Regions from separate parts of the Homo sapiens genome. Here region 1 is linked to region 2. A link is an interaction called in ENCODE POLR2A ChIA-PET data of the cell type or tissue named here. Cell type or tissue: Panc1. All regions are shown on one strand. Each heading gives the region's core, and the rest is flanking DNA. Links, peaks and the distances in the headings are about the cores only.

Region 1 (6,746 bases), core at 789-5,788, 78 kb after region 2:
GACCTCTGCCAGCAGGACACAAGGAAGTCCAAGGTCAAAGATGTATTCCCATGATACACCTGGGGTTTTTTTGCACAAGAACACAATACAATAACAGTCTGCACTCCTAACCCCAGTCTGTAATTTTACAAATGTATATCCGTTACTAAAGAGGACAGAGAACAGTAATTTAAAGAAAACCCATCATTTTACTAGGGGAAAAATCTTAAGCATGTATATTACATTGTTATATGAATGAGTGCCAAAGAGCACTGCTACAGCTACAAATCGTATCCTAAAATCCTTATTTTTTATAAGTTCTGCCCCATAAAAAGGTAATTGCAGAAAAAGAAAAGATAAATTCATTATCTATTCTCATTACCTTATTTCAGAAACCCAAAGTAGATGAGTCAATTGCCTTATACTGTGAGTTAATGACATATGATAGCCACTAAACAGAAATGTAGCAACATTAGTATACACTCTTCCCAATTAGCCTGTTGAAATTAAAGGAAGAGAATAAAACATCTCTCCCTAACCCATAAACTGTGTTCTATTCACAGTTGAAGGTAACCACTAAAATATGTTATTACTATACCCCATCTGGCAAGGTGTTTGCTTATGCTCATGTCACATACTTTCCAGACTATTACTCTATGAAAGGCTGTAGATTTTTAGTACTTAAATACTCTAAAAAAAATTTCCATATAGATCCCCGTCAAAACTCATAAAATTGAAATCATGGCCAGTCGTGGTGTCTCACACCTGTAATCCCAGCACTTTGGGAGCCTGAGGCTGGCAGATCACTTAAAAGTCAGGAGTTCGGCCAGGCGTGGTGGCTCACGCCTGTAATTCCAGCACTTTGGGAGGCCGAGGCGGGCGGATCACAAGGTCAGGAGATCGAGACCATCCCGGCTAACAGGATGAAACCCCGTCTCTCCTAAAAACACAAAAAAATTAGCCGGGCGTGGTGGCGGGCCCCTGCAGTCCCAGCTACTCAGGAGGCTGAGGCAGGAGAATGGCATGAACCCGGGAGGCGGAGTGTGCCATGAGCCGAGATCGTGCCACTGTACTCCAGCCTGGGCAACAGAGCAAGACTCTGTCTCAAAAAAAAAAAAAAGTCAGGAGTTCGAGACCAACCTGGCCAACATGGCAAAACCCTATCTCTACTAAAAATACAAAAATTAGCCATGTGTGGTGGCGGGCGCCTGCAATCCCAGCTGCTCGGGAGACTGAGGCAGGGAGAATCGCTTGAACCCGGGAGGCAGAGGTTGCAGTGAACCAAGATTGTGCTATTGCACTCCAGTCTGGACAACAGAGACTCTATCTCAAAAAAAAAAAAAAAAAAGAATCCTAGGATCTTAATAAAGGAATTGAAGTATCGAGTATACTCATTCAAGTATTTGCACAAATAAGAGAACTTCAGGTAACATTTCATCTGATCATCTTAATAGACATTTATAGAAGCTAAGTGATTTACTCATGTAACCATGGCTTTACAAAGAATTGGTTTAAAAATACTTGTTTGCTTAATATTAGACCCATGTTAAAATGCTACCCCATTCAAGCAGATGCAAACTAAGAACAAAAAACAAAAGCATCCACTCAAAAACTGAGTCACTGAATGTCTCTTTACAATGTCCCGCTCTCCACTGTGCTGAAAAAGACACAATGAGAAGAAAAGAGAAACACAAAAGGTTATCAGGAAAAAAAGCACTTATTGATTCCACATCCGATCTCAGACAAAATACCGAAGATATCAAATAGACTGACACCTAGTTTATTAAAAAGTTAAAAAAAAATCCACCATTTTAAGGTAATTAAAATTTTTAAACATTTAAAAAGAAAAAAAAAAAAGCTTGAGAGTCCAGAGTACAATTTCCTTTTTTTTTTTTTTTTTTTTTTTTGAGATGGAGTCTCGCTCTATTGCCCAGGCAGGAATACAGTGGCACGATCTCAGCTCATGGCAACCTCCACCTCCCAGGTTCAGGCTAACAGGTAGCTGGGATTACAGGCACATGCCACCACACCCGGCTAATTTCTGTATTTTTAGTAGAGACGGGGTTTTACCATGTTGGTCAGGCTGGTCTCGAACTCCTGACCTCGTGATCCACCCACCTCGGCCTCCCAAAGTGCTGGGATTACAGGCATCAGCCACCGTGCCCGGCCCAGAGAATACAATTTCATATAAAAAAGAATTACTGTCCAGGCACAGTGGCTCACACCTGTAATCCCACCAGCACTTTGGGAGGCCAAGGTGGGCAGATCACCTGAGGTCAGAGGTTCAAACCAGCCTGGCCAACATGGCGAAACTCCATCTCTACTAAAAATACAAAATTAGGTAGGTGTGGTGGCACATGCCTGTAATCCCAGCTACTCAGAAGGCTGAGGCAGGAGAACTGCTTGAACCTGGGAGGTGGAGGGTGCAGTGAGCCAAAATTGCGCCATTGCACTCCAGCCTGGGCAACAAGAGCAAACCTCCGTCAAAAAAAAGAAATTACTCTATTAAGATACCGTAATGACCATCTCTGACCCTTGCAGCCCAGAGTTTTGTTTTTTTAAATTCTACCTCCTGAAACCTTCAATAAAGGGGAAAATAGGTGGCAAACTTCACAGTTTAAATGTTCAACAGGTATTCCTCCTCCCTCATCCCTCAAACCTATTCATTTCACATAAATCTCCTGAATCTGGGTACTCTATGTTTACCAAAATGTATTAACCTTTCAGCATGATCCTTACAGTCCACACTAATTCTGAGTTACAAATCTAAGCTCTCAGAAAGCAGAGCTTTCAATCTAACTCATTTTGTTTGATTCAAAATCATGCTGAAAAGCTTACATTCTATACATAAATATTAAAAATTTTGGGCGGGTGCGGTGGCTCACGCCTGTAATCCCAGCACTTGGGGAGGCCGAGGCGGGTGGATCACGAGGTCAGGGGTTCAAGACCAGCCTGGCCAACATAACGAAACCCTATCTCTACTAAAAATACAAAAAAATTAGCCGGGCATGGTGGCACGTTCCTGTAGTCCCAGCTACTCAGGAGGCTGAGGCAGTAGAATCGCTTGAACCCAGGAGGTGGAGATTGCAGTGAGCCAAGATCATGCCACTGCACTCCAGCTTAGGCAACAGAATGAGTCTTTGTCTCAAAATAAAAATAAGAAATAACAATTTCAGGCCAGGTGTGGTGGCTCACGCCTATAATCCCAGCACTCTGGGAAGCCGAGGTGGGCAGATAACAAGGCCCAGAGGTTCAAGACCAGCCTGGCCAACAAGGTGATATCCCATCTCTACTAAAAATACAAAAATTAGCTGGGCGTGGTGGTACACGCCTGTTAGTCCCAGCAATTTGGGAGGCCAAGGTGGGTGGATCACCTGAAGTCAAGAGTTCAAGACCAGCCTAGCCAACATGGTGAAACCCCATCTCTACTAAAATTACAAAAAAATTAGCCAGGCGTGGTGGCCAGCACCTGTAATCCCAGCTACTTGGGAGGCTAAGGCAGGAGAATCGCTTGAACCCAGGGGGCGGAGGTTGCAGTGAGCGGAGATCACATCCAGCCAGTCTGGGAGACAGAGCAAGACTCCATCTCAAAAAAAAAAAAAAAAGAAGGATGTAACACCAAATTAGTTGCCTTTATAGTCAATTACCCTGGTTGGCTGGAACTAATACAGCACAGTCTTACCATAAAAATTTACTGAAGGGAGATGGTTAAGAGACATTCTTCTGGTAGATAAAACTCACTTACATTGTATAATACATATATCCTATACTGAATGTTAATAAATTAATAGTAATGGCTCAAATGAAACTCCAGTGCAGTCAGAATGCTGTAAAACAGTGAGATCTAAAAACACTATCTTAACTTAGGTACACTACTAAGGAAATAATGAAGAAAAAACCTAACAGATTAAGAAAATAAAGTTCTAGCTGGGCGTGTAAGCGGACACCTGTAATCCCAGCTACTGGGGAGGCTGAAGCAGGAAAATCGCTTGAACCCAGGAGACGGAGGTTTCAGTGAGCCAAGCATGTGCCATTGCACTCCAGCCCGGGCAACAAGAGTGAAACTCCATCTCAAAAAAAAAAAAAAAAAAAAAAAAAAAAAGAGTCCAAAATCTTAAGCATCATTATACCTAACTACCTGACACATATATAACCAGATAAAGTCAACTTACTGTGACACAATTCCTAACTAGACTAGGTTTTCCCCCAGTACTGTGGCTACTATTCCAGAATTAAAAGGGCAAAACCATCCATTTTCTTTTTTTGTGTATGTGACGGAGTTGATGCTCTTGTTGACCAGGCTGGAGTGCAGTGGCGCAATCTCAGTTCACTGCAGCCTCCGCCTCCCGGGTTGAAGCTATTCTCCTGCCTCAGCCTCCTGAGTAGCTAGGATTATAGGCGTGTGCCACCACTCCCAGCTAATTTTTTGTATTTTTAGTAGAGCTAAACATTTTATCATGTTAGCCAGGCTGGTCTCAAACTCCTGACCTCAGGTGATCCCCCTGCCTGGGCCTCCCAAAGTGCAGAGATTACAGGCGTGGGCCACCGTACCCAGTCAAAACCATCCATTTTCATCTAAGAAACTAACAAATTTTTCTTCCTTTGCAACTCTGGCAGCACTAAAATTTAAATGAACAGTTAAATGTGACTATAGCACACCTAAATCTTTAAGGTCTAACTCAAAAAGAAGATGCTGCCACATTACAGTGGAACAGGGCTGTCACTGCTCCCATTTTAACACAGGCCCTCACAATCCATTTTAACATGAAAATGGTATTAAGAACTCTGCCAAATGCTGGAAGGAAAAAGGTCCATCCGTTCAAGAAACATCGTAGTTGGGGCAACAAAACAATAAACAGTTATGGGATTTGTGATCTTCATTAAGTGCAATGGAATCTCAGAGAAGAAATATCCTGAGTCAGGATGGCCAGAAAAGGATTCATGGAAGAAGGGGGACTGAAACTAGGCTATAAGAAGGACAAAGGGAACAACAGCATGCACAAAAGCAAAGTAGTGAGTATGGCAAAAACTACCGTATTTGAGAGGCCGGCAAGAATCCCAACTAAGAGTGAGAAATAAAGCTGAATAGGTAGAATGGAACCTTCTTAAAAGCCAGACTGAAGCATACAAATTCAATCCAGTTGGCAAAGAGAATCCATTATGGGTTCTCCAGCAGGGGAACTGACAAGATGAAACCAGTACTTTAAATAAATTACACTGTCAGTAGTTACAGAAGATAAAATGAATAAGAAAGGTTGCTCAGGGCAACCAAATAAAAACTTAATAATCCAGACCTACAACCATTCATTCATTGAGAAGACAGACTGCTAGGTAACAACACTGGCCTAGAATTCACACAAACTGGGCCTAAATTCCTGCTCTGTCCCCTACTACCTGAGCCTCAATTTTCTCACTGTTAAATTCAGGCATCAGCACTCAGACTGTCACAGTACTTGTCAAAGCACCTGTATAGTCCTGATACATAGAACTTTTGACTATTAGCAAAGTGAACACTAGTGCTAAATTAAGTATGGTTAAAAATGGGAAGTGAACATAAGATAAGGCTCATAGAGGAACTGAACTTCTAAGGACAACTATCTAGACAGCATCTGATAATACGGAAAAGAATACACAGATAAAAAGTGGTCAGGAAAAATAAAATAAAACCACCTACCCAAAGTAATCACTACAGCCTAAAAGGCAGACCCTAGGTTCTGCTGGACCCAAACCTTGAAAGAGTTCCCTTTGTATTTAAAGAGTTTGCCTGGCACGGTGGCTCATGCCTGTAATCCCAGCACTTTGGGAGGCCGAGACGGGCGGTCAGGAGTTCGAGACCAGCCTGACCAACATGGTGAAACCCCATCTCTACTAAAGATACAAGAAATTAGCCAGGCAAGTGACAGGCGCCTGTAATCCCAGCTACTTGGGAGGCTGAGGTAGGGGAATCGCTTGAACCCGGGAGGCAGAGGTTGCAGTGAGCCGAGATCGCACCATTGCACTCCAGCATGGGTGACAGAGCAAGACTCTGTCTCAAAAAAAAAAAAAAAAGAGTTGAAGCTGGGCGCGGTGGCTCACGCCTGTAATCCCAGCACTTTGGGAGGCCAAAGCGGGCAGATCACAAGGTCAAGAGATGGAGACCACATGGTGAAACCCCGTCTCTACTAAAAATACAAAAATTAGCTGGGCGTGGTGGCGCATGCCTATAATCCCAGCTAGGAGGCTGAGGCAGGAGAATCGCTTGAACCCAGGAGGCGCGAGGTTGCAGTAAGAGGAGATCGCGCCATTGCACTCCAACCTGCACTCCAACCTGGGCAACAAACAAAGTGAGACTTTATCTCAAAAAAAAAAAAAAAAGAAAGAAAGTAAGTTGAAAAATGTTTCAAATGGTGCAAGTAGGCTTAAGAAGTCCAACCCAGATGACAGAATAGCAACAAAGGCATGCAAAAAAGATCCACCACCGTACCTACACCAATCATGTAAATTATTCATAGTATATGTAAGCCTTAAACCACAACTTTTTAAGAGTAAAAAAAACCAAGCTAAGTTTACTTCAAATGGGTTACTTAGGAAATGGAGCTATCAAATCCTTCCTATGACATTATGCCCCTACTAAAATAAATAACAAGCAAATAAAATGTAATACAAAGAAACAAACTTCAAAAATCAAACCTATCAGGAGCAACTTACACTTACAGGATGCTTAGAATGTCAACCATTGTTCTAAGTACCTCTCACACACTAACTGGATCTTCTTAACTCTATGAAAG
Region 2 (6,746 bases), core at 1,209-6,208:
AATGATACATTCGAACCAGCAAACACAAGCTGTGTTATCTGCCTGACCCATTCAAGGAGCCACTTCTGGTTCACACACACATAGATACACCATCCGGGGATCATGAAACGAAACTACCTTTCTTAAGATCTCATATATTATATATATTTCAATACAGAAAACTCCTCTCTGTGCCCAGCACCCAAGTTACGATAATAAAACACCAACTGAGATTATCTGAATACAACTACTCCATCTTACTTCTCAGTCATTGGCACGCAATGGTCTAAGGCAAACTATGGCCAGTTAGCAGATATTTTTTTATTTTGCAGGCCATTTGGTCTCTGTCACTACTACTCAACTCTGCTATTATACAGCAAAGTAGCCACAGACAATACATTAAAAAATGAATGGGCATTACTCTTTCTAATAAAACTTTATTCAAAAAAAAAAAAGATAACACACCAGATATGGTCCACAGGTCATAGTTTGTTGACTCTGAAGCAATTCCCAGAACCATCCAAATTTCTACAGATCCAGGATAAAGCAAAGAAGCTTTTAGGTTAAATGAGGTAAACATTTTTTTAAATCAAATAAATTAACAGACCAAGCAAAAACACTTACTATTTAAACACTGCCTACTAAAAATATATAACCATTCTATGAAAAGGAAATTTTCTAAGGAATTCAAACATAGTATCTTATGTGGCCCTATATATAATAATGAAGTTCATTAAGAAAATTATAAGTATTAAACTTCAACATTCCTCTGCCATCTTTAGAAACTTAAAAGACAGTGGGGGTAAGAATGGAAAGAATAAGGCTTTCTGTTCTGTTTAAAAACTCAGCTCTTTCACATCATATCCATACAACTGTAAGCAAGCCCTCAGTGTCTTCATCTATATAGTGTATTAGACAGCTTGATAACAAGTATGAACATAGTGTTTGGCTTATTGTAAAGAAAATAAACTAGGATTTATAATCCTATTGAATGCCTAAAGGCATTTTCGCACAGAAGTAATACTAATATCAGTTAATTATAACTGCATGTATAGTTTAAAAGGGAGCAAAAAGGTTAAAAATAGTATAGTATTAAAAGAACAAAAAGAATCAACTCCCTAAGCAAAAAAATTGTTTGAATTATGAATTTCCATGAGTTTAAAAAATACTAATGGTATTTTTATTAATGCAAACAACAAAGAAACAGACAATAAAGACACTGGGCTAGCTGAGACTGGTCCTGGAAATGCGTCCTCTTTGCCAGAGCAAATAGAAGGAAGGAAGAAACAGAAAACACTGGCCATAAGTTGTGGCAATACTAGCTAATGTTCACCAAGCAGCGATGAGAAGAAATGTTATGCCCATCTTAAAAATTAACAGAAAATGAGCTTGCATTTTAGCTTTTTGATGGGATAAGGATATCTGGATACCAAAAATCACTTCTATAATAGAGATGAAAATGTTATTGTCAAACATGTTTTCTTTTCACATTTTCTAACAATCCTAAATCATAATCTAATTCACAGATAAATATGGGGAAAAAACAAGTAAATTGTATATTTGTAATTAATTTTTAAAAACAAGTTAATATATAAACAAAATTACATTTAAAATTGTCAATTTCATACCTTTTCCCAATTTTTTAATTGAACATAAACTGAATATGAAAGCAACCAAACATTCAATCAGAAACAAAGAACCTGCACACTAAATGAACTCTCTCCATTAGAAATGCATTAGTTACTCAAGAAAATACAAACTATCAAGCAAGTCCCCTTTAAGAGAATAGGAAGAAATGTAATTTAAAGCCTATGTTTACCTCCAAGACTAAACAGAAGGTTGTTTTGTTTTTGTATTTTGGGATGATTGTAAGATTTGTCCTGCAGTAGACAACAGAACTATGGGAAGAAAGAAGAGGTGGGGAAAGAAAGGAAGAAGGAAGAAAAAACAAATTGTAATTAACCTTTCTACTAGAGATTGTTAACATTAAAAGTTAGCCCTTTACATCGAGTTACTATTAATTCACCCACTGGGGACAAAACTTACTAAAATACATCAGTAAATAAAACACAGATCCCTGCTCTCTCACAGTTTAAATTCCAGCAGAATTTTGATTAATAAGTAATGTTACAATCATAAATGCTATGAAAAAAGAAAAAGTCCAAGCAGGGTAAAGGGATTCAGAAGTTGGGGGGAAGAGAGGTGAAAGAGGAACCCCTGGGTTGCAATATTAAAGTAGGATGGTCAGAGCCAGAGTTGGTTTGTATTTCAATTGAGAGACAGCAAGATACTCAGGAAGCTTCCTGTATGCTCGATGTTCTGTGTACAGACAATGATGTATGAAGACGTGCCTTATATCTTGGTGTTGTCCGCTTACTACTGGAAGGCATACCTAGAACACTTCCTTATTCACAAAATACGTCATTTATGTTTTAGTTACTCTAATTTTTTCTCTGCAGTATCGATTTGTGCCTGATGCCTCCTATATATTGTGAAGCTACAACTCCTAGGAGACCTATCAGGCATTATAATTGACATGTTGTATATGCAGGCCATGATAAAAGCTATGAAATGCTAAAGAGAAGATGTGCCAAATCAAAGAAATTCTTAACTGTAACCCAGAGTCTATTCAGTCAAAATATTTTCAGACACACATTCTTACAAAATTAACATCAAAGAACTTCAAAGTTTTTCCAAGACACATGATACAGAAAAACAGAAAAATGTCACTAAAATAGAATGTCTAATGACTTAAGCCCTTCTACAGTTTAGGCAACAATTTGTAAATATCCAGCAAAGCTTACAATGTATCTAGGGCTATACACCCACCATTACGAATTTAAAATACCTGACTAGGGAAAAATAACAAAACACAAACCAGAACTTCTTTGCTTAAGAACACCTGGTCTTGGTTTTGTGGTTTTTTTTTCCCTACTGTGTTCACTATTCTTCAGCAGAAGACAAAGAGGAGGCAAAGGATAAATGTCTGTGAAAATGCATAAAGCTAGAACTATGAAGACACTAAGCTGAATTTTTTCAATACCTTCTATTGTAAATGCACAGGAATAAATGACAGTATGTCTGTGACTTATGCCTACTATTGTACCTAAAACACAATTCTAGATATGAATAAGAATTAAATGAGATGAGAGGAAGGAGTGGTCAGAACTTAATGAGAACGGGGGGGATATTTTGGGAAGCAGATAAGTGTGAGAACAAAAATCTTACCTCCTCTTCATGAGAGAAAAGAAGCCGGAAATTGTCTAAGGAATACTTCTTCTAGATAGGGTCCAGAAGAGGAAAATATCTTTCAAACAAAGAGGAAAAAAATGTGTTGTGTATGATTTTCACCCCCTTGATCTCACGTCAAGCAAATCAACAGTTGAAAGGAACTGCTCTAACAACTCAGACTCAACTAGACAAATTCACAAAACCTAAGTAGGCCACACCTGGCATGTGTTTACAGAGAAAGCTACAGGACAGGACAGGCTAGCAGGGCAGTATCACGCCAGGCACACAACAGGAGGACATGCAATCCAGGAGCTATTGTCTTTGCACCTCTCCCTACTATCATCACCATCACCATATCATTATTCAGGTAGGTATGCAAAGGGCAAAGAATCCACAAACGATACAAAAGTTACCCTGGGTTAGACACACCTGAGTTCCACTGAGAAACCACTATGATTGATTTTTTTTTTTTTTTTTTAAAGACAGAGCCTTTCTCTGTTGCCCAGACTGGAGTGCAGTGGCGCTATCTCGGCTCACTGCAACCTCTGCCTCCTGGGTTCAAGCGATTCACCTGCCTCAGCCTCCCGAGTAGCTGGGACTACAGGTGCATGCCACCATGCCAGGCTAATTTGGGTATTTTTAGTAGAGACAAAATAGCTGGGAGGATCGGTTGAGCCTGGGTTTCACCATGCTGGCCAGGCTGGTCTTGAACTCCTGACCTCAAGTTATTTGCCCATCTAGGCCACCCTAACTGCTGAGATTACAGGCTTCAGCCACTGCGCCAGGCCCACTATCATCTTATAAGCATCTCCTGGACATATCTTCCAGGGCACCCAATCCACGAAGGATATGCTGTTTTAAGAATGCATCACACCTTCCCAAACCAGGTGCAGTTCACGTGTCAGGAATCTCTTTGCCATACCCTATATGGTGGCTGTTAATATTGACATTTCACTTTAGATTTCAGATGAGTCAGAGCTAAACATTAAACCAAGGTCATTTATTCACAGAAAGAGAAACGGTTTAGGGAACCTTTTACAATGCACCTGGGTCCTCATCCCAACTCTGCCTGTAGGGTGCCAGTGGTCTTAGGCCTACAACTTAAGCCTCTTAAGACTCACCACCAACAAGCAATGACTGGGTTTATTGGATTGACTGCTAAGATCCTTTGAAGCCTTTTAAAAAATAAGAACTAGGCCCTGAAACGAAGAAGAAAATATCTCCTGCCTTCTAAGAAATAAGACAACAAAGATATAAAATCAAATATATATATATATATATATATATATATATATATTTTTTTTTTTTTTTTTTGTGAGGGGCTCTGACTCTGTTGCCGAGGCTGAAGTACAGTGGCACCACCTCGGCTCACTAAAACCTGCGTCTCCCGGGTTCAAGCAATTCTCCCACCTCAGCTTCCCAAGTAGCTGGGATTACAGGCGTCTGCCACTACGCTCAGCTAATTTTTGTATTTTTAGTAGAGGTGGGGTTTTGACACGTTGGCCAGGCTGGTCTAGAACTCCTAACCCCAGGTGATCCACCCACCTCAGCCTCCAAAAGTGCTGGGATTACAGGCACGAGCCACGGCCCCCGGCCTAAAGTATCATTTAAATAGCATGGAAAACTTGTTTTGATCATAGGACAGTTAAAGAAAAGCTGTCTCATTCAATCCCCTTTGTTTTATGCATACAGATTGAGATCGGAAATGGTTAAACATTCTTATCAGAGGTGATAAAATGAGTATTAAACTCTACATTGCTGGCACACTCAGTATCATTTAAATCTGACTATTTTGTACAGTACATAATATTGTCCGTTTTAAAAACAAGTAATTAGGTGCCCGGCCAAATTTCTACTTTTCAAGAAAAAGAAAAGTATGAGAACACTTTTTTGTGAAAGCCCTCAAAGACCTGCTGGGTGCGGTGGCTCACACCTGTAATCCCAACACTTTGGGAGGCTGAGGCGGGCGGATCACGAAGTCAGGAGTTCGAAACCAGCCTGGCCAACATGGTGAAACCCCGTCTCTACTAAAAATACAAAAATTAGTCGGGCGTGGTACCATGTGCCTGGAGTCGCAGCTACTCGGGAGGCTGAGGCAGGAGAATCGCTTGAATCTGAAAGGCGGAGGGAGGCAGAGGTTGCTGTGAGCAGAGATCGTGGCACTGCACTCCGATGAAGCAAGACTGTCTCAAAACACACACACACACACACACGGAATAGAATAGAGAGAACCCAAAAGTAAATCTACACATTTACAGTCAACTAATTTTTGACAAAGGTGCCAAGAACACACAGTGGGGAGAGAACAGTGTCTTCAATAAATGGTTTTGGGGAAACAGAATGAATATTCACATGTAGAAAAATGAAAGTAGACCCTTATCTTTCACCATATACAAAAATTAAACAAAAAAAATGGATTAAAGACTTAAGCATAAGACTCAAAACTAGAAAATTACTAAAAGAAAACTCAAGAGGAACACTTCCTGACAGCAATCTGGGCAAGGATTTTCTTTGGATAGGACCTCAAAAAGTACAAGCAACGAAAGCAAAAATAGACAAATGGGATTACATAAAACCAAAACCTTCTGCACAGCAAAGAAAGCAATAAACAGAGAAAAACAATAACCTACAGGAGAAAATATTTGCAAATTATGTATCTGACAAATAATATCTAAAAGAACTTAAGACAACTCAATAACAAAAAATCAAATAACCTAATATTTAAAATCGGCAAAATGGCCAGGCACAGTGGCTCATGCCTGTAATCTTAACATTTTAGAAGGTGAAGGCTGGAGAATCGCTTTAGGCCAGGAGTTTGTGACTAGCCTGGGCAACATATGGAGACCCCATCTCTATAAACAATTTAAAAATTAAATAAAAATAAATAAATGGCAAAAGACCTGAATAGACATTTCTCAAAAGACATGCAAATATCAACGGGTTTATGAAAGAATGTTCGACATCACTAATCATCAGGAAAATCAAAACCACAATGAAATATTATCTCACCCCAGTCAGTATGAACATTATCAAAAAGACAAAAGACAACAAGTGCTGCTGAGAATATGGAGAAAAGAGAATCCTTAACACACTGTTGGTGGCCATTACTGAAAATAATATGAAGGTTTCTAAAAAAAAATTTAAAACAGAAATAACCACCATATGATCCAGCAATCCCACTACTGGGTAAATGTTGGTCAAAGGATACATAATTACAGTTAGACAAAAAGAATAAACTTCAAGAGATCAATTATACAGCAATTTGACTAAAGTTAAAAATGGCATATTCTTGAAAAATGTAGAGTAGATGTTATGTGCTCTTACCACAAAATGGTAACTATGGGGTAATGCATTTATTAATTCACTAGATTCAACCATTCCTCTCTCTATATGTATACATACATCATATATATACATACACATCATATATATATACATCTCATATATATAATCATATATATATACACACATCATATATATGGATACATATATATGATATATGATATATATATGATAGGGTCTTGCTTTGTTGCCCA

The links. Peaks named below come from ENCODE experiments on the same cell type or tissue, not always from the same donor. Only the 100,000 strongest peaks of a DNase experiment are listed, where the experiment ranks them.
Region 1: POLR2A ChIA-PET joins it to region 2 with 11 read pairs; 11 of 35 experiments call an interaction of 5 or more read pairs at or near these places.

Annotation. Positions count from the first base shown.
Region 1 is chr3:177,186,082-177,192,827 of GRCh38, forward strand. All of the region lies in intron 1 of TBL1XR1 (TBL1X/Y related 1), which reads right to left. Among named protein-coding and RNA genes, the nearest start is that of TBL1XR1, 8.0 kb to the right of the region's middle. In Panc1, for the core only: no CTCF peak of the experiment used is centred there; no DNase peak of the experiment used is centred there; H3K27ac peaks cover 1,990 bases.
Region 2 is chr3:177,107,602-177,114,347 of GRCh38, forward strand. The region is part of intron 1 of TBL1XR1 (TBL1X/Y related 1); the gene reads right to left. Among named protein-coding and RNA genes, the nearest start is that of TBL1XR1-AS1, 74 kb to the left of the region's middle. In Panc1, for the core only: no CTCF peak of the experiment used is centred there; no DNase peak of the experiment used is centred there; H3K27ac peaks cover 2,381 bases.